2 separate regions of the Homo sapiens genome follow, and region 2 is linked to region 1. Evidence: chromatin loops called from intact Hi-C (ENCODE). Cell type or tissue: heart right ventricle. All regions are shown on one strand. Each heading gives the region's core, and the rest is flanking DNA. Links, peaks and the distances in the headings are about the cores only.

Region 1 (15,865 bases), core at 4,080-12,079:
ACACACTCCATCCAGCCCATCCTCTCTACACATACACCCTCCATCCAGCCCATCCTCTCTACACACATACACACCTCCATCCAGCCCATCCCGTCTACACACACACCCTCCATCCAGCCCGTCCTCTCTCTGCCTACAGAATCCATCCAGCCCATCCTCCCTACACACACACACCCTCCATCCAGCCTATCCTCTCTACACACACAGATTGTTCCCTCTCTGCACACACACTGTCCATCCAGCCTGTCCTCTCTGCACCCACACACTGCCCATCCAGCTCTGGGCATCTTTGTCCTCACAGGTGAAACCAGGGCTCTGACCTTTCTTCAACCTCAGCTGTCTAGGACCAAGTCTCTCCGAGTCTCTGACTTGTTTCCTTAGGGGTTTCCAATTAAGAGCTAATCTTGTTCTCCTGCCTAGCCTGGAAGCCATCTACTTCTCCCGGCACCCATCCGGCAGGCAGGTGGTGGCAGTTTCTCTCTGTACCAGAATCACTTCCTTTTGTCCATGAGCTCCTGGGTGGCAGGGATTAGGTGGGCTTAATTGTGTCTGTGGCTCCAGCATTTGGGACAGTGTGGCACATGCTAGGAGCTCAGCATGTATCTGGTGACCACAAAAGAAAGAGGCGTGTGGGACACTGTGAAAACAGCATCGATGGAATCCGACTACGGAATAAAGAGGGTGGGGGCGAGGAAAGGCTGATGTTTCAGTGGAGTATAAAAGAAGGCTGAGTGGCATGAAGTGAGTGTTTCAGCCACACCTGCCTCACCTGCAGCATGCAGAGACAGCCATTCACATCTTACACCGCTGGTGAGGCAAGTGGTAAGCACAGGGCTCAGCAGATGGTGGGCATTTGCCCTAACAGTTAAATAAGGGCTGTAGATGAGCAGATTTTCAAAGTCCCTTCTACAACGGAGTTCAACCAGTTTCAGAAGAGTTGAGCTACGAGGTTCTACCTCCCAGTTCAGCCTCATGCCCAGGGGAAACAGCCAGGTTCTCCCTTGCATTCTAGTCCAAGGGACGGCAAACTTTTTCTGTAAAGGGCCAGGTCATAAATATTTTTGGCTTTGCAGGCCACACAGTCTTTATCGCAGTTACTCTGTAGAGCAAAATCAGCCACAGACATTACAGAAATAAGCGAGTGTGTCTGGGTGCCAATAAAACTTTATTCACAAAACCAGGTAGTGGGCCAGAATTAGCTGTGGCTGTGGTTTCCTGGCCCCTCTCCTAGACCATGAAAAGCTTTGTCTTGCTTCTTTTTTTGTTCGTTTGTTTGAGATGGAGTCTCGTTCTGTCATCCAGGCTGGAGTGCAGTGGCTCCATCTCAGCTCACTGCAAGATCTGCCTCCCGGGTTCAGCTTTGTCTTGCTTTTTAAGGAGATTTAGGAGAAACCCTTTGTTCATTTGCTCATTCACTACATTCAACAAATACTTTCTCAGTGCCTACTATGTGCCAGGCACTTTTGAGCCTATGGGTCAGAGAGGGGGTCATCACCAAAAGATCTGCCATCTCAGACAGTTGGGACTCATGGATAATGCTATACATTTCCTGCTCTATTTATTGTATTTTCCCTTCATTCCCTTAACAGATGCTTGTTAGCAGAGAAAGGCTTGAGATTCGTGCGGCCCACTCCTTCTGCCACTGCAGCCCCACTCTTACCCGTTTCACATACCGGGGTTTTATTTATATGTCTATTACAGGCTTATATATTGGGGTTCCTTGTCACTTGTGAAAATGGGTTCGGTAGCTTTAAAACAAGATTTGAAAGCCACTGGTCTGGCCTAGATACTGCCGTTTTATTGATGGCTGGGTTGTGTGGGAGAGAATCCAAGTCTTGCTAGTGTCAGATTACATCTATTGCTTCCCCTGGACCCATCTTGTCTGTCGTCATGCCCTTGAAAGAGATAAAATTAATCAGAAGGGAGTTATGGCCTCCAAAGTCATCCTGATAGTATCTAGGATCTTACGATCTCGATGGTGTTGGTAAATTGGTTCTGTAATAATGATCCTCCCCTGGCTGAGTGTCCTCAGATCTCAACAAGCAAATTCCGGTGTCCTCCCCCGAGAAGATGTCGTGGGTTCTTGATCTCCTATACCAAGAGCTCACTCAGTATTCAGAAATGCTCCACACAAGGATTGACAGCAGCCAAAGAGGGGCCGTGTTCTCTAAGGTGCTCGGGCTCTCCATGAGGGAAGGAACCCCCAACCACACTCTATCCAACCACTGTCAGAAGACTCACCCCCCATAAGAAGGCATTCCAGTGTCGGCACAAATGCTTCCTGGGAGAAGACACGTACAGCTCTGGGACAGCTGCAGACGTCAAGCCCAGCCTTCCAGGGGACATCGTCTGACTCGGTGTTAACTTCTCCCTTACCTACCCCGCTCCTGCTCACTGCGCTCAGATCTTTGCCCTGGGATCAGAAAGAGAAGGTCCAGTCCTCTCCCGCTTAACAGCCCCACAGATACAGGAAAGCCCCACCATAGCACTATTAATGAGGCCAAAAAGCCTCAAACATTTAAAATGGGGGTTCTCATTTTTCAAAAGTAATGAGATGACCAGGGTGAGTTCTGGACTTCAGGAAGCCAAGATTCATCACAAGTCCTAGCTGTTGCTGAGAATGTCGCTGTGTCTGTCTCTCCACAGGGCCTCCCGCGTGAGCCTCCATGGACTGCCCCCTGTCCTGGAGTGCTCCGCCCTGGGTCAGCTCATTGTCCTGGCCCCCCGTCCTGCCGTGCTCGGCCCTGGGTCAGCTCACTGTCCTGGCCCCTTGTCCTGCAGTGCTCGGCCCTGGGTCAGCTCATTGTCCCAGCGACTCTGCTTGGGGCTCTGCTGATGGCATTCTGAGAGCTGGATGCCACATGGATGTGATCTGACTGGGCGCGGCCTTGTTACGAATATCTCCTTCTCTTAGGAAAAGAGAGTCCTTGGATTAGATTGGCTTTTTGTTTTAATGGGCAAATCATACTATTGACTTTGACACTATAGCCTGCTGAAATTCCCATTTGTATGTTTTAAATTTCAGAAAGGAAAATATTTTCTCTCTCTCTCTCTCTCTCTCACACACACACACACACACACACACACACACACACTTTGAGTTATGGCCATACGTGTAAGCTATGTAAGCTCTTCTTAGGTTTTGCCAAATCACGGAAGACAGACAACCTGGCAGTTTACATGCAATCTTATACGTCCCTAAGATGTCATTCACCAAGCTGCATTCCCTCTCTTGACAGTCTGTAGAAAGCTTGGTTCTCTAGGCAGTGAGTGAAAAGGATCTCGTTCCCAGTCTCGGCACCACCACTCACAGTCGAGTGATCCTGGGCCAGTCACTCAAGTGCTCAGAGCCCAGACTCAGCAAATTTATGACGCAAGAGTCACACTATTTGGTCTCCAAGGTGCCTCTTGACAGGGACCCTAAGATTCCCCAGTGAGGTATGCAGCCTGGCCTGGCAAAGCGCAAACTCCAGTGCAGACAGCTGTGGCTGGATCACTAAATCAATAGTTTGAACCATATGAAACTGCCATTCTTATAGGTCAAAAAGGGTCAAATTTCAGCAATTTCATATAATTCAACCCTGTGAAATCCCAAACAAGACTTTTAACCTCCCAGTTTTCACAATTGCAAAATGAATGTCCTATATTATGGAAAACTAGTTTTAAGATGTCAAAACTCCAAAATTCTATTTGGTCCATTAAAACGACAGTTTCCCCTGTAACACATGTACTCTCCTTTGTACCTAGACAGTGATTACATATGAATGGCTGGCTTCTGGTCTTTCCAGCACAGGTCTATCTAAATGCCTTTACACAGGCCCGCCCCCTCTCCTTCTCGTCAGTGCCTCAGCTTCAGGATGCAAGCACCCCTCCTCTGCTCTTACAGTGCCTTCATCATTGCTCCCTAAAAAGCCTGGACTGGGCTCCCAGCAGTCTCGCCTCAATGCCACCTGCATGTCCACGGCCACATCCTTGCCTCACAGCCTCTCCAATGTGTCCGTTTCTCAAGGCTGTACTTCAGGGTCAAATGGGCTTTCGCGCTAATACCCTATCAAACAGCCTTCTTGCCAATACCATTTCCATGAAAAAAAAAAAGAATCAACCAAAAACAAAAACAAGAAGGTACACACAATGCACTTATTTCTGGATGATGCTGGGAAGTCCCGATGTCCCAATCATACAAATACCTAATGGTCCAAAAGCGTTTGTAAACCAGCTGTCGCCCAGGCATGTTTTCTACAAGAGAGTATATATGTCATGGGTTATAAACAGCGAGTGAGCGAGTGAACCTGTGAACTCCGGACAGTGCCAATTCCAACAGCACAGGCTTCTGTGTGTTCTTCATTAGGAGAAATCTTGTTTTTCAGGGTACAGTTCTCAAAATAGTCAAAAATCTCAGAGGCCAGCCTGATGAATGAAAAAGATGATTCATAGGGCTAAATTATCAGGAGCCAAAAAGTATCCTACAAAAACACAGCAGAGAGATTTTCTCAGATGGCACTGAAGCTGACTTTTAGAGCATTTCTGAAAGAAAAGTTCCAAAAATGTTTTGGGAAATGACAGTTTCTTTGGACAAGCAGAGGTCAGCATCACGGGCACGCAAGTTCCTCTGTGTCTGCATGAGATTCCGCAATGAGCCTTGCTTTTCAGATGCAGCTTCCGGGATGAGTGACTCAGTTCCAAGTGAGATGCAGTAGACGGCAACAAACACACATCTTCTTTCTGACCCCTTCACAACAACAAGCATGGAGGCAGGTCCCGGGGACTCCAAGGAGAACTGGCCTTCACTCCCTGTGCCTGCCAGGGGACAGCCATCTGAACACTGAGGAGTCTCCCAGGCCAGGTCACTAAGTTAGAGAATGCTCCAAGGAGAACTGGCCTTCACTCCCTGTGCCTGCCAGGGGACAGCCATCTGAACACTGAGGAGTCTCCCAGGCCAGGTCACTAAGTCAGACAATGCTCTTTCTTCTTCCAAGTGGGCCAGGCTCATTATTGAGTAATTAGTTCTTACTCAGGTACCCACAATGGTGGCCAAACATACCTGAACTGTGTTAAAAACAAAACCAAACGAGAAAAGTGTTTCTGGTCTTATAATATTTGTTTGACACCTCAAACCTCTTATTTTCATTTCAGAGACTGATTAAATACAGTCTCAAGGTGATAAAATAACACAGTAGGATAAAAATAAAGTGACAAGTGGCAAGGGATGGTTAGTCATCTTTGATACCTGTGGATACTCAAACCCACCATTTAAAATGTCTTAGGTGTTAGATGTGGTAGGTGTTTCTATCAGGAACACGTGGGAATAAAAACAAATTTAGAACTCACATCTGGGCTTCTCACTTCTAAAACAAGGGTCAGGAGGCCAGAAGGCGGAGCAGCGCATCAGTTAGGATTTGACAGGACCACCATGAGGGCTCTGAAGGCGGAGAGACTGCCAGATGCGATAAAGCAGAAGCTCACAGGACTCTTTTACAGGGCTCCTGAGGCCACGCCAGCAGTGGGAAAATCTCCAGAGTGGAACTGAATTCAAGAAACCTGTGTATAGAATACTCCCTCAGCGACTTGGGGTTCCAGATCCAGCCACCTGAAAACTTTCCGGCATACAGCAAAAAGAAAACCCCTGATTTCCTAAACTCAATCAGCTTTGAGTTTAACGAGGGTGCCTCTGGGCCAATGTCTAATGAATCACAGGATCAGAGTCACCGCCTGATATTCTGTGGTTCTGGTGAAGCCTGGGCAGCACAGCAAGACCCTGTCTCTACAAAAAATTTAAATGTTAACAATTAATTAAAATTTAAATTTAAATAAAACGTGTGGTGAGTGGCAAACTGCGGTTTCAAGCAATTAGAAGACAATCCCTCTTCTGAAATCCAGGTCCTTGGCTTTCTCATGCTGTCTCATCCTCCCAGCACCACACTCTCCTTTCTTTGCCTCCCAGTTCTTTTCTGTTGGCTGCTTCTCCTTCTGCTGCTGGGCTTTAGCAAGCTGATCCTGAGTGCAGTTGGTGGATGGCGACAGGCCGGATGAAGACAGCGATGGCAGTGACGTGACGTCGCGGAACCAGAGGTTGTGCCCCATTGCAGTGGCCATTGCCAGAAGCCCAGGCCCGCTGCGGATCCACAGCCCTCCCTGCATCCTGGAACCCCCGCCACCTTGTCACTGTCACTCTGGGTGAACTGCTTGCTTTGTGTCTGTCTTCCCATCAGACGACAGGCTCCCAAAGGCCAGGCCAGCCGTGTCTGCATGGCTGAGCTCGGGGCGCTCCAGCAGGGCGTCTGGCATGCAGCAGAGAGGGATCAATACTGAGAACAGAACAGAGGAAAAGGGCAGAAGCTCCAGGGCCAAGGTCAGCAGGAGGGAGGGCCTGGGCAGCCACAGCAGGGACACGAAATCTGACTCCGTTTTTTTCATCTGTAAAACTGAAATTGTGACTCAAGAGTTGTGGAGATTAAATATGAAGACCGCTGAAAAGTGACAGTGGCGCTGGCTCACAGCTGCACTCAGTTGTGGTGACAGCCAGTGCCCTTGTGTCCACCTATGTAACCATCCCCAGCCTGGGGACTTACACAGCCCAACGTCACGTGTATTTGCTGCACTTTTAGTTGCAATTCACAAAAGCTGGCTCCGGCTGATTAAGCAGAAAAGGAGATCAACGTGAGGGGCTGGGTGGAAGGGGAGGGGTGCCAGGCAGCTCACTCTCACCAGCCATGCCGAGGGCCAGGCTAAGGGGAGCCTCTGGGGGCCAAGCTCGGAGCCTCACCAGGGCCATGGCCCAGCAGGGGAGTCTCTGCGGCCCCCATCCAGCACAAAGGAAGCCACCCCACAGCTCTGCTGCTGCCTTAGGCTGCTGCGTGCCAGGGACCGACCACCACCTGGAAGTCACCGGCACTGCTGCCACCTCGACCGCCACTCACAGCAGCAGTGGCAGCCCCCACTGTCCCCTCACGCTGCCACGTCTGAATCAGTCTCACCCAAATGCTCAGGCCAGCAGAGTCGGGTCACAGCGAAACTGGAAAATAGATTTCTTATTTTCATATTGGGAAATGCGACTAATAACCTAGGAAATTTCCCCAAGCACAGGAAGACTACTCCAAAGATAAGGAGCAGCCACAAACCCGCCAGACGCCGGCAACCTGACTTCTGAGTGTTTCCCGGCACCGTGAACACAATAGACGACACGTGATACGGTGCGGCCTCTGCGCCCGGGAAGCTTCGCCCTCTGCTGGCAGACGGCGGGATCCATCGGGTGCTGGGAGGACCGGGAATCACAGCAGGCTGACCAGCCATAACAGACAGAGTATAACCCCAAAGAGTCAATCGCTGTCAAAGGAAGACTGTTAAAAATCTTATACAGTCATATAATTTGGGTTGAATAATGAAGATTCTCATAAAACCCTATCACTCAAATCTCCGATTTACAGTACTTGTTGCATGGTTTGAAAAGATTTCCTGTTACAAAATCCCCACTGTGTGATTTGCTGACTCTGATGTAGGAAGACAGACACGGTCACCAAGTTCACACAGAAAGGATCCATCTGAAGGGCTGGAAACGCCCAGGCACGCGGACAGGCAGCGGTGAAGCCACAGAGATGATCTTCCCAAGACCCCACGGAGCGCCACGCAAGGCTGCAGAGATCCAGGGAACAGCGTGCTGTGCGCGGGGAGGTGGTCTGGCGAGATCGGAGTTGAGATGGCCAGGGCTGAGGAACAAAGTGTCCAGGGTTCCCAGCGTTTCTCAGAATCACCCAGGCAACCTCATCAGAAGACATGGTTCTGCTCCACATCCAGCAACCAAGACTATGTGATCCTGACACCTGCAGTTCAGCCCTCCACTCCCGTCCTGTTCAACCCTCCACTCCCGTCCAATTCAGCCCTTCAGTCCCGTCCAATTCAGCCCTCCACTCCCGTCCAGTTCAGCCCTCCAGTCCCATCAGTTCAGCCCTCCACTCCCGTCCAGTTCAACCCTCCAATCCCATCCAGTTCAACCTTCCACTCCCGTCCTGTTCAGCCCTCCAATCCCGTCCAGTTCAACCTTCCACTCCCGTCCAATTCAGCCCTCCACTCCCGTCCAGTTCAGCCCTCCAGTCCCGTCCAGTTCAGCCCTCCACTCCCGTCCTGTTCAACCCTCCACTCCCGTCCAATTCAGCCCTTCAGTCCCGTCCAATTCAGCCCTCCACTCCTGTCCAGTTCAGCCCTCCAGTCCCGTCCAGTTCAGCCATCCAGTCCCGTCCAATTCAGCCCTCCACTCCCGTCCAGTTCAGCCCTCCAGTCCCGTCCAGTTCAGCCCTCCACTGCCATCCAGTTCAGCCCTCCATTCCCGTCCAGTTCAACCCTCCAATCCCGTCCAGTTCAACCCTCCAGTCCCGTCCAGTTCAGCCCTCCAATCCCGTCCAGTTCAACTCTCCACTCCCGTCCAGTTCAACCCTCCACTCCCGTCCAGTTCAACCCTCCACTCCTGTCCAGTTCAACCCTCCACTCCCGTCCAGTTCAACCCTCCACTCCCGTCCAGTTCAACCCTCCACTCCCAACCAGTTCAGCCCTCCACTCCCGTCCAGTTCAGCCCTCCAGTCCCATCAGTTCAGCCCTCCACTCCCGTCCAGTTCAACCCTCCAATCCCATCCAGTTCAACCTTCCACTCCCGTCCTGTTCAGCCCTCCAATCCCGTCCAGTTCAACCTTCCACTCCCGTACAGTTCAGCCCTCCACTCCCGTCCAGTTCAGCCCTCCAGTCCCGTCCAGTTCAACCCTCCACTCCCGTCCAGTTCAGCCCTCCACTTCCATCCCGTTCAGCCCTCCAGTCCCATCAGTTCAGCCCTCCACTCCCGTCCAGTTCAACCCTCCAATCCCATCTAGTTCAACCTTCCACTCCCGTCCTGTTCAGCCCTCCAATCCCGTCCAGTTCAACCCTCCACTCCCGTCAGTTCAGCCCTCCACTCCTGTCCAGTTCAACCCTCCACTCCCATCCAGTTCAACCCTCCACTGCCGTCCAGTTCAGCCCTCCACTCCTGTCCTGTGCCCCCATTGAGTAACGGACTGGGGCCACCTTCACAGACCTGACAACCCTGGGGAGGAGCAGGTGCAGGAGACGGGGAAAGACAGACAAAGGGGGACCTGCCCGCCCTCCAGAAAGGCCCTCACCATTGACGACACCGCCACAATCTCTCCCACAGCCAGGCTGAAAGTGATCTGACAGTTTCAACTCACCCCTTTCATTTATGTCTATATCCAGACAGTCTTCTAAGTGTCTGTCATATCCATTTCTGATAAATTCTCACCTCCTCCCAGGCGGTTCATAGGCTCTGTTCTCCTTTCTTTCCTATTTATTCTGTATTTTCCTACAAGATGACTCCTTGTTACATATTACCATCATCACGCCAATTCTATGACCTGAAAATTTCAAATCGCTGCTTCCCCCCTTTCTACTGAGTTCCGAGGCAGTCACTTGGGTCTGAGCCCACTACAATGTAAAGCCACGCCTTTTACAAACAATACTGTGCTGAACTTATTGACAGACACAAAAACGAAACTGGGGTGAGCTGCATGGGCACCCAGCGCAGACGCATTCAGCCTGAGGGACAGAGGCCCGAAGTCATCATTTCGTCATGCTAGCGGTGGCCTGGGTCCCGCCCCGCCCCTTCCCTTGGCTCCTCTGAACAGCGCTGTACACACCTTTCCCACATTCTGGGTTTCTATGGATATTTGGTTGGATTTGTTCTCTTTTCCCCCCTTCTGTTTCCCAGGTTAGTGTTTTATGCAGAATTCATTATCTAAGATTCTTTAACTTATTCCCTGGTCACTCGTTTTTGGTGATATCATATATTACTTTTTGTCATAAGAAGTTTGGTTTTCTTTATGAAATTACGGTTGGGCCATAAACAACACACAGTTTAGGGGCACCAAACCCCAACACAACTGAAAAATCTGTGTGTAACTTTTGGCTCCCCAAAAACTTAACTACTAATAGCCCACTGTTGCCCAGAAGCTGTACTAACATAAATAGTAGATTAACATATTTTGTATGACAAATGTATTACAGACTATATTGTTATAATTAAGTAGCTAGAGAAAAGAAAACATTTTTAGGAAGATCATAAGGAAGAGAAAATATATTGACTATTCATTAAGTGGAAGTGGGATCATCATAAAGCTCTTCATCCTGTCGTCTTCACACTGAGCAGACTGAGGAGGAGGAAGAGGAGGTGTTGGTCTTGCTGCCTCAGGGGCAGCAGAGGCAGAAGAAAATCCATGCGTAAGTGGACCCCCCCAGTCCAAACCCATGTTGTTCAAAGTCAACTGTACTGTATAGTTATAGAGTCAAAAAAGAGAACTCCTTTTCCTATATTTGCTATTTAGGATGTACATAAATATACGGTTTCAAACTCCAATCTTTTTATTTTTTTTTTAATTTATTTATTTTTTTGGAGGGAGTCTTGCTCTATTGCCCAGGCTGGAGTGGCGTGATCCGGGCTCACTGCAACCTCCCCCTCCTGGGTTCAAGTGATTCTCCTGTCTCAGCCTCCTGAGTAGATGGGATTACAGGCGCCTGCCACCACACCCTGCTAATTTTTGTATTTTAGTAGAGATGGGGTTCTACCATGTTGGACAGGCTGGTCTCAAACTCCTGACCTCAAATGATCCGCCTACCTCAGCCTCCCAAAGTGCTGGGATTACAGGTGTGAGCCACTGTGCCCAGCCCAAATTCCAATATGTGTCAAAAACTCCAGACAGCCCCTCCCAGCCCTCACCCAGCAGCTCCTGCCAGTGTCTCCCCGGACCCAGCGGCTCCTGCCCTAATGTCTCCCGGCCCCAAGCCAGAGGTAGAGGGCATTGGGGTGGGTGCCTCCCTTCCTCAGTGGCACAGTGTTCATGCAGGAGCCCTACCATGCTGGGGCCCCAGAAAGCAGGCCTATGGAGACTGTCTCTGTGCAATAGAACCAGCAGCCCCACTTCTGCAGGAGCAGCACCAGGCAGCCAGGAAACAAGAGCCCCGCCCTGCCCACTACCTGCGCACAGCCTCAGGAGCAGCCCGGGCACGGAAAGACGGCATCCCCACTCTCGCTCATGTGCCAGCTAAAACGCACTTCTCCTGGAGGGAGAGAGTAGACTGCCCGTTACCAGAGGCTGGGAAAAGAAGTGAGGCAGGGATGAAGAGAAGCTGGTGAATGGTATAAACATAGTTATATGGAAGGAATAAGTTCTAGTATTTGATAGTATAGTAGGAAAATTAGAGTTAACAAAACTTTACTGTATATTTCAGAATAGCAGAAGAGAATTGTAATGTTCCCAACACAAAGGAAAGATATGTTAGCCATTTGGTTATCCCAAATGATCCTATTTGATCATGACCCATTGTATACATGTATCAAAATATCACATGTACCTCCAAAATATGTACCTCTATGCTATATCAATTAAAAAAAGAACAGGCCTGGGAATGCTCTCGGCGTCTCCCACACACAACAGAGCCACACCAGCCCCAGGAAGAACATTCCAGCGCTGGCCGACGCTGTCGGCCGTGTGTGGCCACGGAGGCCTCAGAGAATGAGGCCCACTTGCACAGACTGTGGGGCTCTGACAGCTGCCACTGGAAACACAGCCCGTGGAAGAAGGCCAGGACCCAGTCCCCAAACCTAAACAGGGTGACTGAAATATGACCCAGAGTTTCCCATGAACCAGGAAATCAAAATTTGAATGAGAAAAGACAGTCAATGGACAGGATGATCTTAAAGCAGCCGCCATAAAGATGCTTCCATGAGGGACTCTTCTCTTGAAACAAATAAAGGGAAAAACTCAGAAAATTTCAACAAAGAGATGAAAGATATAAAAAAGAACCAAATGGATGAGTTCAATAGCAGCACAATAAATATGGCAGAGAAAACATTTAAAGACAGAACAACAGGAAATGTCCAATTTGAACACCAGACCAGAGAGAAAATAGACGGAAAAAAAAATGAACAGCCTCAGGAATGCGGGACAATAGCAGATGGCCTCAGTCTCCAGAGAGGAGAAAGTGAGGTTGAAAAGCATTTGTGGGAATAATGGACAGAGAGTCCTCGAATTTGGTGAAGGACGTTGCCTACAGATTCAAGAGCCTGAGAAAATCTCAAGTAGCATACACCCCAAGAAAGCTATTCCAAGACATGGCACGATTAGACTTCTGAAAACTAAAGACAAGAACGAAAATTGAAAGCAGCCTCTGCTCTTCATTCAAACTGGATCACCAAGTTCTCACCCGAAACCAGAGACCAGAACAAAGCAGAACAATATTTTTCAAATATTTCCATTTTTCAAAGAATTGTCAACCTTGAAGTTTATATTCACTGCAAGTATCCTTAGGAATGAAAGGGAAATAAAGATATTTTCAAAAGGAGGAAAACTAAGGAAGTTTGCCACAAGCAGACCTACCCTCAAAGGATGGATAAAGAAAATTTTTCAAACGGAAAGAAATTATAATGAAAAAAGGCTTAGAACTTCTGAAAGAAAAGAACAACGAATGGGCAAAAACCAGTAAATACAGTAGACATCTTTCTCCTCGTGAGCTTCTTAAACCATATTTGATGGTTGGCGAAAAAATTACACCACCACATCTGATGGTCAATGTACAGAGAGAAAACACTTAAGACAATTATATTCTTAAAGTGGGAGGGCAGAGATGGCCTCGATGGAAGTGGGGCTCCTCTATTCCTCTCGAGGTAGGAAAATGCCAATAACTGTGGGTTTGGTAAGTGACATACGTATATTGTAATATCTAGAGCAAGCATCAAAGCACCTCTACAGAGTTGTATATTCAAAAACACTGTAACTAAATCAAAATGGAGTATTAAAAAACGTTCACATAACTCAGGAAGGTGAAAGAGAAACAGAACGATGAGAAACAAAGAGAACAGAAAACAAATAACAACATGGCGGAGTTAAGCCCTAAGAGATCAATAATTTAGAGGTCAGTAGTCTCAGTATACCAATGACAAGACAGAGATTGGCAGAGGGAATAAACACACGCACATAAACACACAACCCAGCTCCATACGGCCTATGCAGTCTACAAAAAATCCCACCTCCCAAAACCCAGAGCATCCCGGGAAAGGAAAAACAGTGGGCGAGGGAGGTGGGAGTGGAGGGCATGAAAATGGCCGGCGCTCGACCAGGACCAGGGTCACTGACTTGAGACCCCAAAACGACAGATGCTTCCCGATGGGAGTGAAGGTTGAAGAGACCGGTCCACACCTCCTTCTGTTCTAACACCCCCCTTACTACCTGTTCAAAGGAGGTAATCATGTGGGAGAGAGGCAGCAGAGCTGGGGGTTAGGAAAGAGACGGTGGTGTGGGTAGGATTCTCCCTGCAGGCTCTGGCAGCGCCCCTGTGTACGCACAGGTGTGCAGGCTCTGGCAGTGCCCGTGTACGCACAGGGCAGGGACGCTCCCTGCGCTGCTCCAAACTGGAATATTCGCGTCTCCCCACTGCAGACACCAGAACACAGCCACTACCCCACACAAGCAAGAACAGCCCCTGAGGTTATGTGCCCACGGCAAGGTCACCACACTCTGTTAGAGAAAAAGGAGCTGGAAAGTTGTTTATATATTAGGAGTGCATGCTTGGTTCAGCGCCAAGGTCAGAAAACAATGTTTCCACAGTCACCCAAGATTGACTACAGCAAATAGCTATCCGTTCTGAAGACGACAAATGGTTTCCAAACAACAGGAAATAGATACTAAGGGTATTATAAAAATCTTCCTTTTTAATATTTTTCTTAGGGAGAGAAGAAATACCAGTAAGTTCTCAAAGGCTTTTAAAAGTCTTGATAATTGGCCGGGCGCGGTGGCTCACGCCTGTAATCCCAGCACTTTGGGAGGCCGAGGTGGGCGGATCACAAGGTCAGGAGACTGAGACCATCCTGGCTAAAACGGTGAAACCCCGTCTCTACTAAAAATACAAAAAATTAGCCGGGCGTAGTGGCGGGCGCCTGTAGTCCCAGCTACTTGGGAGGCTGAGGCAGGAGAATGGCGTGAACCCGGGAGGCGGAGCTTGCAGTGAGCCGAGATCCCGCCACTGCACTCCAGCCTGGGCGACAGAGCCAGACTCCGTCTCAAAAAAAAAAAAAAAAAAAAAAAGTCTTGATAATTTAAAACTAAAAACTTATCTAAACTTTGTAGTAAGACTGCCTTATATTTATATTTAACGCAAGAATCTTCAGGGTACAGTTGTACTTGTGTATGCTATGTCTCAATGGTATACAAATATTTAAAATTATTTTATATACTAAACTTTGTTACACTGATAAATATTTTATGATTCCCCCAAATCAATCAATTTTTTTTTCAAATAAACAAATTAGCCCAGTTTCCCATATGTTAGGGGAAATAATTGCTGGGTAAAAAATAAATTTTTCTTGAAACTTGATTCTGAAATTTTACGTACAAGACCCCGAGCAAACCAATGTCTCTGAACTTCCTATTTTCTTGTTTACAAAAATGGAGCATATGAAGATGCCCACTCTCAGACGATTACCAGAAATATCACATTGCAATAGCTTGAAGAGTGCTTTGAAAACTGGCAAGCAAAGACAAGGTTACTACTTACTTAGGCCTAGTATGTGCACAGGTAGAACGGTCTCTATCAACACAAGTGCCTCCACCTTCTAAGCTTTACTATTTGATAGACCAGAAAAAGCCCACAGAATTTTCTTCTCCTTGGTCCTGTTACACACTCTCAAGATGATCTCTTCCTAGAAATATGTGATTTTCAAATATACAATAATTAGTAGTTTTGTATCTTTTGAGATTCCAGAAATGATTTCTTTTCACATTAAAAAAAAATATTTTTAGAAAGTAATTCTGCATGATTTTTATGGGGGTGAGGGGGCAGCTACAAGCAAGTCCCATAAGGTCAAGGACTTGCTTTTTTCACACTTAGAACATATAGAAGGCAGTGGCATATTTTAAATCTGAGAACATGTGGCATTCTCTTACAACAGTTTCTTTTTCTTCTATTCATTTAGTTCAAAAAATGTTGAGGCTTAAGACAGGCCAGACATTCTCCCTACTAACTCCTGTCTCACCCACCATCCCTCGTTCAGAATCAGGAGGGCATGAGGTGGTGTCTGCAGAGTACAGGGCTAGGGGTCCAGTCACAGGGCGCCAGGGGCCTCCAGTCACGAGGTGTGGGCGGCAGCTCCAGTCCCAGGGTGCAGGGGGCTCCACTCGCAGGATGCTGTGGTGGGGGGCTCCATTCGCGGGGTGCTGGGCGGGGGGGCTCTACTCTGGGGCACCAGAGGTGGGAGGGGAGCTCCAGTCACCTGGGGCATGAAGCTCCAGTCTTGGGGCACTGGGGTCCCTGTGCAGTGTCGGGGTTGTCCCCAGCCTCTGCTGAATCCTGCGGGAACCTGGACCTGGCCTTCTTTGGAACAGCGCACAGAACCACATAAGGACCTGGCGGTCACTCTCGTGCTGACATACAAATGACACCCTCCACCCTATAGCTTTCATTGACCCAAGATAACTGTGTGTTGGAGCCACAACACACAGTTATCCCCTCTGTCTGATAACTGAAGTGCCTGAAGATGAGTCTCGGGACGCTCCCAAATTTCCTCAAGTTGCCCCCCGAATCTGTCCATCACTCTGCACATGGAGTGACCTGCAGCCACATCAGTCCCCATCTGTCTGCTCTGCCTATGGCCACTGAGGCCGCATTCCGGGTGTGCTCTGACGTTTTACCCGCCATCCCACTGACCACAGCTTGGTCAACGGAGGCTAAGGTTGCACTGCTTTTTAGGCGGCTGTGGCATAAAATTGAGTTTCCTGGCAAAGACAGTCCCTGGAAGGTTCTGTGTGCCTGCTGTGGGGATGAGACTCACGTCTGAGGGGCA
Region 2 (15,865 bases), core at 5,338-13,337, 460 kb before region 1:
AGGGCTGCAGGTGAGGCCCAGTTGCCAGCAGCTGCTCAGTGCTACCCTTCACTGCCCCGATGCACACCCACAAACACGCGGACACACAAGACACACATACAGACACTCACAGAGCAGAGGCTGGATGTACGCTGTCGTCTGCCTTCCTCACCTTCCTGAGTGGGCAGAGCAGCAGCTTCAGGGACTGAAAAACCCACTCTGAGGGCAGAAAGAAAAGGAAAGCAAGGTTCATCTCCTCCTCAGAGGACCTCCAGGTTCAAAACCCAGACTCACACTCTCCCTCAGTAAAACCCCAGGTTCACACCCTCCTTCAGTATAACCCAAGACTCACACCCTCCCTCAGTATAATCCCAGGTTCATGCCCTCCCTCAGTGAACCCCCAGCTTCACACACTCTCAGTAAAACCCAAGATTCACACCCTCCCTCAGTGAACCCCAGACTCACACCCTCCCTCAGTGAACCCCAGGCTCACACCCCCACTCAGTGAACCCCAGGATCATACCCTCCCTCCGTGGACCCCAGGCTCACACCCTCCCTTAGTGAACCCCAGGCTCACACCCTCCCTCAGTGAACCCCAGACTCACACCCTCCCTCAGTGAACCCCAGGATCACACCCTCACTCAGTATAACCCCAGACTCACACCCTCACTCAGTGGACCCCAGGGTCACATCCTTCATCAGTGAATCCCAGACTCACACCCTCCCTCAGTGAACCCCAGGCTCACACCCTCCCTCAGTGAACCCGACTCACACCCTCCCTCAGTGAACCCCAGACTCATGCCCTCCCTCAGTGAACCCCAGACTCACACCCTCCATCAGTGAATCCCAGACTCACACACTCACTCAGTGAACCACAGGATCACACCCTCCCTCAGTGAACCCCAGACTCACGCCCTCCCTCAGTGAAACCCAGACTCACACCCTTCCTTAGTATAACCCCAGGTTCACACCCTCCTTCAGTGAACCCCTAGGATCACACCCTCACTAAGACCCCAGACTCACACCCTCACTCAGTGAACCCCAGACTCACACCCTCACTCAGTATAACCCCAGGTTCACGCCCTCCCTCAGTGAAGCCCAGGCTCAGGCCCTCCCTCAGGGAACCCCAGGCTCACGCCCTCCCTTAGCGAAGCCCAGGCTCACGCCCTCTCTTAGTTAACCCCAGACTCACATCCTTCCTCAGTATAACCCCAGGCTCACGCCCTCCCTCAGTGAAGCCCAGGCTCAGGCCCTCCCTCAGGGAACCCCAGGCTCATACCCTCCCTCAGGGAACCCCAGGCTCATGCCCTCCCTCAGCGAAGCCCAGGCTCACGCCCTCTCTTAGTTAAACCCAGACTTACATCCTTCCTCAGTAAAACCCCAGGCTCACGCCCTCCCTCCATGGACCGCTGTTCTCTGCGTGCTGGAGGAGCTGTGCTGCTGACTCACTGAATGGCTAGACCGGCTCTCCAGGAGGGACTCTGTCATCTCCACTTTAATGCTGTGGGAACAGGGGCTCTGTGAGACAAGGCTCTAGGTTTACGCAGCTCTCAGGCAGGAGACCTGGGGCCAAAGTCTCACTCTTCAAAACCTCCAGCACAACCACCAGGTGGGCAGCACACAGAGTCAGATGGGGAAGGCTGGTGCGCCCACCACGCAGTTTGTTGTAAGAAGGCATGCAGAGCCCTGGTGTGTGTTCACCCGGGGAGAGAATGAGTTCTATTGGCTCAAGGAGAAGGGGCCTTGTGGCAGTTTGGGGAATGGACTTGAAGCAGGTTAGAGGGAAGGGGAGCTGCATGATGGGCCTTATGGCAGGGCTGAGTGGCCAGTGGGGGCTTCGGAGCAGCAAGACCAGAGCTGAGCAAATCCTGAACTACAGCCGGGGTACAGTGGGAGGGGCACTAGGATGCACTGCTGGATAGGACCCCGGGCAGGTGATGGGCAGTCATCAAGAAGGACTTCTGGGTACCTGGTTTAGACAATGGGTGGGCAGTGGAGACTTCTCAAGACAGGGGATGAAGCAGTCATCAGGTTTGGGGTAAAAGTCAGGACAAACTGGCTTCACGTTGGTTGGTTTTGAAGAACCTGTGAGTCTTCCAAGTAGATAGAGCCAAACACAGGCCTGGAACTCTGCAGAGAAGGCAGGAGCTAGAAATAGGCGTGGAGCCCTTGTGAGGGTGCAGCACCACCAGGGACTGTGCGCAGGTGCAAAGAGGCCAAGAATGGAACTCCAGGGAGCTGAGAGAGAGAGAGAGGGAAAGAAAGAAAGAGAGAGAGAGAGAAGAGGTCGGGGAAGACAGGGCCGAACTGGATGACAGTGATCATGGGGAGGCCACAAGGACCAACTGCCCCACGAGGCGTGTGGACAGTGATACCTAATACTACAGAAACCGTCCTAGGATGCAACACCCAGTGGTGTGGGGACTGGGTGACTTTTGCACTCCTTTCCGGCCTGGGCACTCTTTCATCCTCTGAGTGCGAAAAACACACCTTTTCTATTCATCTTCTCCCGCATCCCCACAGTCTGGAGATCTGACCCACAGAAGGTCAGGCTAGAGAATCATGAGGGTGGATGGATGGATGGATGGATGGATGGATGGATGGATAGATGGAAGGATGGATACACTCACTGCCTCTTGCCAGCAGCTGAGGACTCCAGAGCAAGGGTCGCCTCTCCTGCCAGGCACTGGCCAGGCTACTGCTACAGCTGTGCACACTCCAATGTGACAGGCATAGCTCCCCTGGGCCGTGGCGAGCAGCAGAGCTTCAAACCGACTGTACATGCCAAGGCCGAGGCAGAGACACCTGTGCAGACTCCAGACAGCCCGAGAGTACCTGATGCCACCTTGAGCTCTTTCTCTACCACACCAGAATGTGTACACGCAGGCACATGTGCACACACATGCACACACAAATGCACATCCATGCACCCAGACATGCATGCTCACATAAACACATGCCAAGGCTTAGTGTCTCCCTCAGGGACAGGGCATACCTGTCCTCCACACCTCCTTTGCAGCCAGGGGGAAGCTTCTGACCTGCCCGCCCCCCTGTTAAGCACGCTCTGCACACGGGGACTTCCCAGTCCTCTCCCAGCTGTGGGCTGCTCTCTTGTCATCTGGCCACAGAGGCTGACAAGCATAAGCAGGTCTCCAACTTGGCCCCAGCTCCTCTTGGAGGCTGGACTGGCAGATAAATTGGTCCTGGAGGGAGGTGAGGAGGGGGAACAGAAAGAGGGGGGCCTAGAGGGAAGATTTCAAATGCATTTCTCTGCTAAACCAAACTCCAGCTTTCCAAGTCTCATAGCTGTGTTGCAAAGGCTGACAGAGCGCCAGCCCAGGCTCAGGCAGATGGTGCCAGGAGGGGCACAGGCCAAGCAGAGTGGGCAGGGATCCATCAGAATTCGGTGAAGCAGAGGCTCCAGGAGGAATGGTCTGGCCTGCCGACCTCAGAGCATCTCTAGAGGCCATTCCGGCTCATTCCGGCTTATTCCGGTTCTGTGAAAGCCAGAAGCCAGTCAGATCCAGCCTGAGAAGCACCAGCATTTGTCCTAAGAGCGAGTTGAGAGAGGACTTGGTGTACAGCCACACTCAGCAGGTGCCCCGGACCTTTAGCCCTTCGCAGACCGATGGCTGATACCAGTATGGCCATTTTTAAGTCCAGAGGAGGAGGCTGCACAGCACAAGAGAATCCAACTTCAAAACATACTTTCTTGTTGTTGTTGTTGACCAATTCTTCTCAGAGGCTCCCACCAGAGGCCTGCAAAATGGAGGCCAGCAGGGCCCCCCACGTTCCAGTCCACATTCAGTAAAAAGCATGTGGAAGGGGGTGCCATCATTCTCTGCTCATTCTGCTGTTATTTCCCTAAAGTCTTACCATAAAAGGCACAGTGCTCACAGGAATTGCTGCTTCCAGGTATTGGAATGTGGAGGGCATCACCCGACCACGGCTGGCTGTGGGTCCTGGGTATGGAGTCAGTGAACCAGGCAGACAGCACTCAGCCTGCAGAGCGGGCATCCTGGATTCCCGGCTCCCTGAGAGACAGTGGCTGCTCCAGAACTGCCATGGAGCCACCGGGTGTGGGAAGCTGGGATGGAGCACACTGCTTAGAAATAGACCTGGGGGTCTCCCACAGACAGTGTCATCCGGGGCCTGCCTACACAGTCTGTGTTGAGTCGGCAGGTGCAGCCGCGCCTACCTGAAATCTGAGTCAGACTCACCAGATGCCCACAGAGAAGGCATATGGAAGAGGGAAGTCCCCCGCAGAAGTCAGGAAAAGTCTGTATCATATACGTAACAGTATACGGAATGCTATCTGTCTCAGCCTTAAAACCAGTATTGCCGATTCTGAAATCCCAATTGCGTCTGTTCTTAGCATGACACGCTGTGAAATGTAAAAGCCTGAAGCCCTTCAGTGGCTTTCTGGATGTCAGACAATTCTTGCAAATAGCAATTTAGTGAACACAACCTAACCGAATAAAATCATGCCAACTGGATTCCCTTTGATCCGGACATACCACTCCAATGTATGGAGGTCAGTACTTAACATAAGGTATGACAAGTCTGCTTCAGCAAAACCATTTGAAAATTGGTATTATGACATGCCAAGGCCACAGTACTGCAGCTGACAGCCCACACCTCTCCAGCAGCCCAACTGCACTGAGGGCTTACAGGGCACTGAAAATTGTAAATCAAATTCATTCCTGAGAAAATGAATAAAGTGAATTTTTAAGAAATGCTTTAACTGGAATGTACTTGGAGGCACGGGTATGTTGTGGAGGAGATGGACGCCGACCCAAGACCAACTTGCCTACAAAAGTGGTTGCTACAGTCTACAAGCTTGTGCCTGCCTCCTAAATTTCTATGTTAAAATCCTAACCCCAAGGTGATGGTATCTGGAAGATTTGGGAAGTTGATTAGGTCATGGAAGCAGAGCCCTCATGAGTAAGGTTAATGACCTCAAAAAAAGAAGTCCAAGAAACCTCCCTTCCCCTTGGCTGGGGAACCAAATCACCATGAAGTGGGTTTTAAAGGTGATTCCAGTAAAGGCTCAGAAATGACAGAGGAGAGCTGCAGGGAGAGCCTCCGCCTTATGGAATATCTAAGTGGTCATGAACAGAATGTTGGTAGAAATATGGATGATAAAGGCCTTTCTGGTGAGCTCTCAAATGGAAATGAGGAACGTTTGAGAATGAAATACAAATGAGGATGACACAGGAAAGGCCATCCTTGTTATAAAATGGTGAATAACTTGGCTGGATTGTGTTTGTGTCAGGTGTTTTATGGAAGATGAAACCCCCAAACAATGGAAGTGGATATTTGGCTGAGCAGAGGGCTGCAGGAGCACCCGGTTCCTCTTGACTCCTCATAGTGAGATGGGAGAAGAGTGAAGCAATTTAAAGACAGAGATGGTAATCCAAAAGGAAGCAGAGCTTAAAAATTAGGAAAATTCTCAGCCTATCCATATTGGGAAACACAAGAAAGCCTGTTTGGGAAAGAACAAGGGTGTGGCCAAGAGACCTTTGATATGGAAATTAGCATGAATCTGCCATCTCAGCAGAAGACAGGTGCCATTCATGAAGACAATGGGGAGATTAGCCAGAACCTAGTGTCCATGACCACGGAAGAATGACCTCAAAGGAGTTTCAGAGCCTGAAGAGTGGCATGGCATCAAAGGAGAGGCCACAGCCACCTAGCCCTGTCACACATCTGAGCTCTACTCCCCGCACTCAGACACCAAGCTGCTCGGCGGTCCCAGGTGTGGCTCTGGTGGGCTGGAGGGGAATGTAGTTTGTGCAGAAAGGCTATGAGAGCATGACTACCTCCACCTAGATTGTTCTAGAGGGTTCTAGAGAGTAACATGACCCAGGCAGAGGGGTGTCTGGGACAGGGCAGCTGCAGGGAGCCCCCACTAGGGCAACGCCCAGTGAGGCCATGGGCGTAAGGCTGCTCAAAGCCATGGGAGTGGGGCTGCCCGGAGCCTTCAGCACCCAACTCCTGTGTGACAAAACTGTGGATTGGGCCCTGCACCCCAGGGTGCCTGGAAGGTGGGATCCAAGCCCCATTGAGCCCGGAGGGCAGAGCATTGAGCCGATGTTGATTCCTGATCTTTAAGGCCTTTCTTCTTCCCTATTTTTGCCCTGTGGAATACAAATGTCTGTACTACACGTGCCCCACAACTGTATTTTGAAAGCACATAAAACGTTTCATTTCACCAGCTCATAGATGATGAATTTGCCTCAAGACGCAAACCACCTTTGAGTCTCACCAGTATCTGATTCAGGTGAGACTTTAGACTTTTGCATTGCTGCTGAAATTAATTAAAACTTTTAAGGATGTTGAGATGGAACGAATGTATTTTGTATGTGAAGACATGAATTAGGAGGGTTCGGGACAGAATGCTATAGTTTGAATGTACGTATATCTCCAAAACTTATATGTTGAGATTTAAATCCCAATTTGATGGTATTAAGAGGTGTGTCCTTAGGGAGGTGATTAGGCCCTGAGGGCTCCACTGACAAGAATGAGACTAATGCCCTAAGAAAGATGCTTCAGAGACCTTCCTAGTCCTTTTGCCTCTTCTGCCCTGTGAGTGCATAATGTGCAGCCATTCTGCCATTGCTCCATTGTGCCTTAAGCCATGGGAAGACACTGCAACAAGGTGTCATCTTGGAAGCAAAGAGGAGCCTCACTGGACACCGAAGCTGCCAGCACCTTGATCTTGAACTTCCCAGCCTCCAGAATTGTGAGAAATGAATTTCTTATTTACAAATTACTTGGTCTAAGATATTTTGTTATAGCAGCATGATCGGAATAAGAGAGTTATTTTATGTATTTATAAAAACACAATGTTTCATCGCACTCCCTAAGGCTCGTGGTAGGGTTTGGGAAGTGGGCCATTTTACACCAAGAGTGGGAAGAGACAGACATGCAGATGTCTCCCTGAGCTTTTCAAGAAGCCTGAAGTCTGGTCATTGTTATCCTGGTTAGTCTAGTTAAGACCCTGCCTAAAATCACAGGCTAAGGAGAGCATGCCAAGAGTCATTCCCTCCTTAAGGGCTATGTTCCAAGGGGAAAAAATCACTCTATATAGATGCATCCTCAGATGAATGAAGATGTGGCCTCAGATCCTAGAGCAGGGAGGGGGCCCCCTTAGTCTTCACTTAGTCTGCCCCCTTAGTCTTTGCTTAAAATGCAGTGGAATATCCTAGTTAGTTTAGGAAACTTCAGAGACCCGGTAAGGCCACCAACACTTCCACACTCAGGGCAAGAGTCTCTATGGGAAATGGAGTGCTCCAAGTTGCCGCAGGTGCAGCGTGCGAGCTCAGTGTGCGCGTGTACATACAGGGGAGTGCAAAGCAAGCACTCGTTTGCATAGAGCCTCTCCGCATGCTCACAGACACACAGAGAAACGTGCACAGAGCCACCGCCTCTTCAGGAAACTTCCAGAGGCCCTTCCAAGTAGACCACTGGGTCTTCACCCACAGACTCTGCATCAGGGTTTCAGGATGTACCCTATCCTCAATGTCAAATATAGTGGCTTACCTGGTTGAAAGCTTCCACCAGGGGGCAAGATTTTCCATTCCACAGTGAGAATCCAGGCCCAATCCTGCTACAAGGAGACACATCATGCCTTTACCTTCCATGCAGATGTAATAGTGGCAAGGCAAATGCTCTCCTTGACCAGAGCAAAGACATGGGGAAGTTAGGGCAGAAGAGTCCTGCAGGGAGCAAAAAGAGGCGTGAGGGAAGAGGCCAGGCAAGGCAGAGTGTGAGGAGTGAAGCCCAAATCAAGCCTCTTGGACCTCAATAGCTGTCAAGGTCTTATCTTGGCTACAAATAAAATATTGCATTTTAAACCCCCAAATATGCCAAGACCATCCTCTGCCTCTCTGTCTCTAACCTTTCCAGACTGAGCTCTAGGATGCCAGGGAAAAGCAGCAGGGCAGTTAATTCCCGCATTCCTTCCACCTACAGCAGGCTCTGGGAGTCCAGTACATGCAGGGCCTGGGGGACAGCAGAGCCCCACCTGAGACAGAGGCTGAGCTCAGCAGCCAGTCAAACCCGGTCTGGTTCTGCTTCCAGATGAAAACGTCTCTATGTTAGTGTGTTTCTACACTGCTATGAAGAAATACCACAGAATGGTAATTTGTAAAGAAAAGAGGTTTAATTGACTCACAGTTCCACATGGCTGGGAGACCTCAGGAAACTTATAATCATGGAGGAAGGCACCTCTTCACAGGACAGCAGGAGAGAGGATAAGAGCCAGCAGGGAAAATGCCAGACGCTTATAAAACCATCAGATCTCGTGAGAACTCACTCACTATCACGAAAACAGCATGGGGGAACCATCACCATGATTGAATTACCTCCACCTGGTCCCACTCTGACACGAGGGGATTATTACAATCCAAGGTGAGATTTGTGTGGGGACACAGAGCCAAACCATATCAACCTCAGACCACCGCAGTCAACAGTGCAGCCAATGTTTCCTGGAATCGTTGAGCAGACATCAAATGGAGTAGCTGCCTTTTGTGTAGAGGCTGTGGTATGGATGTCTCTACGTTGGACCCACACTTGGCATCATGCAAGTCACACCTATCAGACGCATGACAGAGATGAAGCCAGCTGGTCCCGAGCGTGCCTATGCCTGTCCATGTCTGTGCTGCCTCGCTGCAGGCATGCACTCTCCTGCCGTGCGCTGAGGTGGACGCTGCATGGCTGGGACATTCTCTCTACCTGTCTCTGCCTCTGTGTCTGTCTGTCCCCCACACACACATGTGCGTACACACACAATGTTGCTGGTCCCTGTCCACTAGAATGCACTCCATGTGATGACTGTGGATCCTACCACGACCAGCACCAGAAATAAGGCACCAGCACAGCTCAGGAGAGGAACTCGCCCAGGTTTTGAAAGATTTGATCCATCATCCTCACTTTGAGTACAAGTCAAAAATAAAAACCTCCAGAGGCCAACCCTTTTTAAAATTCATTTCTTATTGCCTTTCTTTTTTCTCTCCTTTTCCTCTCTAGATGGTGGCAGCAAAATTCAAAGCAAGAGAATCCCCAGGGAAAGGACAAGATGGCAAGACCCAGCCTGGGGTGGCCACGGCCCTCCTCTCTGACAGGATCCTTCCCTGGGAGGTTTTCTCTCAACTTCTACACCCAGAACTGTCTCCAAAACGGGAAGCGTGTTAGCTGGAAACGACTCGTTCCTAGCAAGGCTGCTCCATCTGCATGGGCTCGGCGCTGCTGGGATCTGGGATCCGTCCTGACTTGTGATTCTGGTGCTGTTGCCTTGGGATCCTCGCTGAAATGCCAGCCACTACGTTGGCTCCCTTATAATCACCTCTTGCCCACTAGGGAAGGTAAAATAGCATCGAATCAGGAGGAGGAGGCATCGGAAGCACTGTGATGGGGACGTGGTTAGGTTTTCTTCCTCCAGCCCTGAACAGGAGCCTCTGAATTTTTCAACAGCTGTCTTTGCCCCTCTTGGAGAAAGCCCCGTCTGTTCCCCCTTCCTCACTGCGTAATCCTTCCCATACGCCCCTGCTCGCTGCCATTTCTGAAGGACACAGGGGGCTTCTGTTACCTGAGCCCTTTTTCCCTCACAGATGCCTGCAGGCTGAGGCTTGCTGGGGAGGCCTCTTCAAGGGACGCCTAGCCCCTGGACATCATCCAAGTTGGCAGCTTCACCACAGAGCTGCTGAGAGAAAGGCGCGGGGGGCAGCCTGGGCTGGCCTGCTGAGCCAAGATAAAGCTGCAGGAACCTGCTGCTGCCAGAAGGGATGTTTGCTGGGTTCCCACAGGTGACCAATGCAGGCAGAGACCAGCCAGGACTCCAGCTCAGGGACAGTGATGGGCACAGGGTCACGCAGGGCTCTAGGCTTGGCCCAGGTTTTGAGCCAACAACACCAGCTGCCTGGTGGTGGGAACAGACACAAGCACCAGGCTCAGTTTTCAAAGCTCTCCTCCTCCTTCTCCTGTTATTTAAGGTCATACCACATTGGAAGTGAGTCAGGCAGGTGGAGCCCTTTATGTCCATGAGGCAGGTGCAGCAGCCCAGGGAGGCAGGGTGGCCTTTCCCAGGAATAGCCAGCGTCACCTGGAGGCAGAGCCAGGCGAGGGCTGTGTGGGTGGCTCCCAGCCATGTGGACAGCAGGCCTGACTGTCCCTGTCCCCATGAGCCTCATGAAGGTGCCGCGGATCCGTCCAGGCGTGGGTGTTGTTCTCTTCCGGCCCAGCCTTCTCCCTCTTTCCACACACACGATTGGGCCAGCATCTCCCGTCTGCTGCCATCTCCTCTGCTGGTGGGGGTGCGTCAGCTGACCCTGTGCCCTCTGGCCTCATTTTTCATGGGTGTTGCCACTGTCTGGCTGTCTGCCCCTTCCCACATTAACTCTCACCCTCTGGCGGCAGAGACCTTGTCTTGCCCATCTCTGTATCTCCAGCCCCCAGTGGCCCTCAGTGCGCATTTGCCAAGGGAAATATATGCAAAAAGTACATTTGCATATCACAGCCCTGTGAGGCAGACACACCCAGAATCATTGCTCCTGCTTTGCAGAGAGGGTCTGTCCCTGGACCCCGTCTTTGACTGCTGGGGCCTGAGGGTGTGGGCGGACAATGAGGCACATCAGAAGGAAGTAGAGAAGGGAGAGTGAGAGCCTGTCTTTCGTCCAGCTCCCTCCCTGCAGGGCCACCCCTGGCCAGCCTTAGACCAAAGGACACAGATGCCAGCAAATGTCTCTGCCAGCCCCCGGGGCTGGCAGGTGGCCTCCCTCCCAGCCACACTCAGATGCCATGGCTGTGATTACAAAGAACACAGGGACCAGGGCACTTGGGCTCTGTGTGACAACCCTGTGCAGCTGGGGACACACACACACCACAGCATGCCACATATACATACACACACACACATCATACACACCACAGCACAGCACACACACAAACCATACACACCACAGCACAGCACACACACACACAAACCATACCCACCAGAGCACAGCACACACACAAACCATACACACCACAGCACAGCACACACACACACACAAACCATACACACCATGGCACAGAACACACACACAAACCATACACACCATAGCACGGCACACACACAAACACAAACTATGCACACCACAGCACAGCACACACACAAACACAAACTATACACACCACAGCACACACACAAACACAAACTATGCACACCACAGCACAGCACACACACAAACACAAACCATACATACCACAGCACAGCACACAGACACACGCAGACCATACACGCCATAGCACAACACACACACACAAACCATACACACCATAGCACAGCACACACACACAAACACAAACCATACACACCACAGCACAGCACACACACAAACACAAACTATACACACCACAGCACAGCACACACACACACACAAAAACCATACACACTACAGCAGAGCACACCACACGCACAAACACAAACCATATACACCACAAAGGAGCAAACCACACGCACAAACGATACACACCACACCATAGCAAATCACACACAAACATACACACATATACCATACATACCACAGCACATCACACACACACACAAACCATACACAGACCACAGACACCACACACTACACACACCGTATCACACATGCCATGAGTGCATGCCACATGAGTGCACGCCACAAGCATGTACCCCACATGCACACACATAGACACACACACCACCTTTCCCACCAGCACAGCCGCCCTGTGGTTGGAGGAGGCTGGGAGTGGTCTTTGCTGTTTTTTGCTTAGGAAGCTGTGAGCCCAGCACAAGTCCATGTGTCTCCTCCCCTGCGGCACACTTTATCTCCCCCCGTCCCCCACCTCCCTCTCCCATCCCCTCTCTCTCTCCCCACTGTGGTCCTGGGCTCAGGCTGACAGGAATCCTAAGAGGCAGGGAGAATGGAAAAGAGACGGACTGCAGGGGCAGCTGGGGAGACACCAGCTGTTCACAGAAGACTAGCAGCCAGGCGCCCAGCCTCACCAGGAGCTGAGCAAGGCCAAGGAGAGAGGAGGGAGAGGGGAGGGCCTGGGGGTGATGGGGAGCCAGGGAGGGAGGGAGGACTGTTGAGAGGGCCTGGGTGGGGGAAGGAAGCCAGGGAGGGAGGGGAGGGAGGGAGGACTTGGTGAGGGCATGGGGGGAAGGGAAGCCAGGGAGGGAGAGCAGGAGAGGGAGGACTGTAGGGATGGACTGCGGGGAAGGGGACCCAGGGAGGGAGGTGGGAGAGTAGGACTAGGGGAGGGCCTGTGGGGGAAGGGAAGTCAGGAAGGGAGGGGACGGAGAGAGAACTGCAGGGAAGCCTCCAAGGCTCAGCCCTTTCAAGCAGGGGCTTCCTGGCCTGGTCAAGGCAGGCACCGCCCTTTCACTCCCCAAAGCTGTCCCACCCAGGGTGGAGGAGGTCAGTAAAGGTCAGTGGTCTGGTGTCTCTGCACCTGTGCAACTACCATCTGCCTGCCCCCTCCACAGCATGGGAGTTGCTGAGCCTGGAGACAGGTGCAGGCCTGGCCTCCCCTAGACCCCCTCCACCACCTAAGGGAAACTGCAAGCCCATTGGCCGCTCAGAGTCCTCCTCCACACTGAGGGTCTTTCCTGAAGGCTCCCCCTTCCTTCCTGCCCTTCCCCCCTCCCCCTCCTTCTTTTTTTCTTTTTGCTTCCCTGCTGGAAACTGCCCAGGCCCCTTGGCTGTGGGGCCCTGCAGGGTCAGGCCGGGTGGACACTGCCAGGCTCCCGTCCCCTCATTTCAGTTGCCTGGGATGCTTTTGGGAGTGGACGGAAGGGCAGGCTGGTTGTGATTAGTGATTGTTCTGGAACAACAGACGTGATTCAGAGCTTCCCCAGGCAAGCAGGCCACAGAGAACCTGACACAGATGCCCACATGCGACTCTGCCTCCCAGTGCCATGGAGCTCTGCCAGAGCCTGGGTCGTGCTCACCTCAGGAGCTGCGGTCACACCTGGGCCCTGCAGAGCCACAGGGGTCAGCAGCTCTGGAATGAATGGAAGAGTCCGTCCCTGTTGTGAGGGTCCAGTCCTCATGCTGATCCCTGGTCTACCTGCTTGCCTAGGGCAGCCCCGGCCATGGTCCAGCCGCCGTGAGAGGCCCCTGGTCCTGCTATGGTGCAGCTGCCCTGACCCTGGACAGCCCCAGCTCCTTCCTGCAGCTTCCCTCCCTCCAGCAGCTGGGGCAGGCAGCAGGGTCCATGCATCAATCATCATGTATTGGATGTCAGTGTCATTCCCCTCTATAACATTTCTGGGCCAGAGCCTCCTAAGTGGAAGCGTGAGGCAGGGACCTCGCCGACAGGGCTGGAGAGGCCGGTGCTCTCAGCAGCCCCTCCTTCACAGGTGAGGAAGTCACCCCAAATCACAGGTAAGTGGGAATCTGCAGCCACCAAGACTGCGCAGCACAGGAGGGGCGTCTTGGGGCAGGGTCCTCCTGGCCCAGCCCGGCCTTTCCCACCCCCGTGTGGCTGCCCTTCCTGGAACACCTGAGGTGCCCATCCTGCGCAGCTCCCGGGCTCTGACAGCCTGCACTCTTGCTCTGGAAGGCCAGGTCCAGCTGCACTGACACTGCGGGAGCCCCGCTTCACAGCAAGTGTCAATAGCAGAGGCCAGCCCCAGAGCACACACAGACACCCTTCCTGCTCCCAGTCACCGGGGAAGCCTTCCTCAGGGTTTCTGCAGAAGCCCTGCCCACTGCCCCCTGCAGAGAGCCATCCTGCCACAGAGATGCGCCCCAGATGCGTCCTGGATGGATCAAGTCACTGCGTGTCAGGGAACGGCTCCTCTGCTGCTCCTGATGCCTGGCCACCCGTCCCGGTCCACCCCTCGCGAGGAAGGCCAGGCCTCCGCTCCTCTGCGGAGCCTTTCAGGAACATGAGGCCGCCTGTGTCAGCCATCAGGGTACCCACCGGCGCTGCTCATCCACCTGCCACCCCCACCTGCCACTTACTCCTAGCACAAGCAGGTGCCCCATGAATCCCGCGGAATGAGTTATTTCAGGATCCGCGGAACACACGTAACCAGACCCCCCCGTTTGTTGTTTTGGGGGACATTGGAGATATGCAGGGCCCTCTCAGAACAAAATGATGAAGTCAGTGGGTGCCTTTTGAGGACCTCTGCCCCTCCCCGCTCAGCCAGCCTGCTCCTGTCACTCGGCCTAAATCACTGCTAACAGCCACTGCGGGCACCTGCACACCACAGAGCCAAGCCTTTCCCGGTAGTAAGGCTTCATTTGTGTCAGGGCTTCACAGCCTCAAGGGCAAAATTACCATCATTATGCAGCATAGGGGGGTTGTGAAGGCGGCAGCCTCCCCTAGAGTCCCTACCAGGGAGAATGCTAACCATTGTGAAGGCTCAGGTCCCCTTTCTAAAGGCAGTTTATCACTGTAACCAGGCGACACCCCCCACCGTTTGCTCTCCTGCATGGGGGGCACATGTCTGGGGCCATCTGTGAGGGTCAGGGGACAAAAGGTGCCCTGGGCCCCAGGTCCCCATCGGACTGAAGGTAGAACGGAGGGCCTGCCTCAGGTCCAGCCATGTCTCCTGCCAACCGGGGGTCAGCAGAATTATTTTTAAATACAGACCCCATTACATCATCCTCTTCTCTAGGCCCCTCAGTGACTCCCCTAGCTCAGCCTCTGCCCCTCGCACGCACAGCCTCTGGAGACAGGCTCCCTCCTGGGTTTCACCCTCCTCTCCTCTTCCTCCCAGCTGTCCCTCCCTCCCCTCCGGGACACTGCATAAGGAATTGCCCCAAGACTCAGGAGTGTACACAGGCCCTGGGCAGGTTCACAGAGCAGCTCTGCTTCCAGCTGCGGGTAGTTCCCTCAGCGCCCCCCGCCCCACCTGCTTGAACCAGGGGTCAGCCATGATGGGTCGAGAATGTTCCCCAAAAGGATATGTCAAAGCCCTACCCCCAAGTACCTGTGAACCTGACTTTATTTGGAAATACGATCTTTGCAGGTGTCATCAAGTTAGGAGGTCACTAGGGTGGGCCCTGGTCCAAAACGATTGATGTCCTCAGAAGAGGAGAGAGACTGACACTCGGGAAGGAGAGCACTCTGTAAGGACGAAGGCGGAGACGGGACTGACGCCAGAAGGCAGGGACCCAGAGAAGGGTGCCCCCGTCAGTGAGTGAGCAGGCCCTGCAGATGCCTTGATTTGAACTTCTTGTGTCCAGGACTGGGAGGGAGCACACTCCTGCTGTTTTAAGCCACGCAGTTAACAGTGCTTTGTTCCACAGGGCAAGGCAGAGGCTCCGGAGAACAGAGATGCAGGAGACAGCAGGCTGAAGCAAGCTCAGAGCACGGCCACTTCCACCCATTTGCCTCTGGGCCAAGGCAAGGACTGGGACACATATTCTGCTCCCACGAGCAAGGCAAGGTGAAAAGCTGCAGCCACTCATTTTATGGCCGCGTTCCATGGCTTTTCCTGGCTGCGTGTGACCACGTTAGAGCTGTTAACGTGATGGTGGCCTCAGCTCTCACTTCTTCCCCACACGCCGCATCAACACAAACACATACCATACATGAGCACATACCACATACATACACAAACGCACGAAGCACATGAACACACACACACACCACATAAACACATGTCCATATATACACACCAGCAATTGCATACACGCACAAACACCACACACACACACGGACACACCCACCACACATACACACAGAAACACATACACACACCACATACACACATGCACGTATATACAAACACATGCATGCATGGAGAAACACCACACACATACACATGGACACACACACACACACAGAAACACATGCATAAATGCACACCACATACACATATATACACACAAACACAGGCATACATACACAAACACAG

The links. Hi-C counts contacts between places; a loop is a spot of excess contacts. Peaks named below come from ENCODE experiments on the same cell type or tissue, not always from the same donor. Only the 100,000 strongest peaks of a DNase experiment are listed, where the experiment ranks them.
Region 2: it touches region 1 in a loop (3-fold over the local background); 14 of 110 quality-filtered maps call a loop at or near these places.

Annotation. Positions count from the first base shown.
Region 1 is chr2:3,296,565-3,312,429 of GRCh38, forward strand. The region is part of intron 3 of EIPR1 (EARP complex and GARP complex interacting protein 1); the gene reads right to left. Among named protein-coding and RNA genes, the nearest start is that of EIPR1, 73 kb to the right of the region's middle. RefSeq lists a silencer at 10,096-10,266. In heart right ventricle, for the core only: a CTCF peak has its summit at 7,225 (motif pointing left); DNase peaks (open chromatin) are centred at 6,707 and 7,197; H3K4me3 peaks cover 491 bases; H3K27ac peaks cover 545 bases.
Region 2 is chr2:2,836,809-2,852,673 of GRCh38, forward strand. It overlaps LOC105373390 (a long non-coding RNA gene), which reads right to left and starts at 1,433. Exons shown (of 4, transcript NR_187839.1): 1 at 1,341-1,433; 2 at 152-198. RefSeq lists enhancers at 738-1,371, 5,309-5,839, 13,919-14,826. In heart right ventricle, for the core only: no CTCF peak of the experiment used is centred there; DNase peaks (open chromatin) are centred at 9,683, 10,176 and 10,734.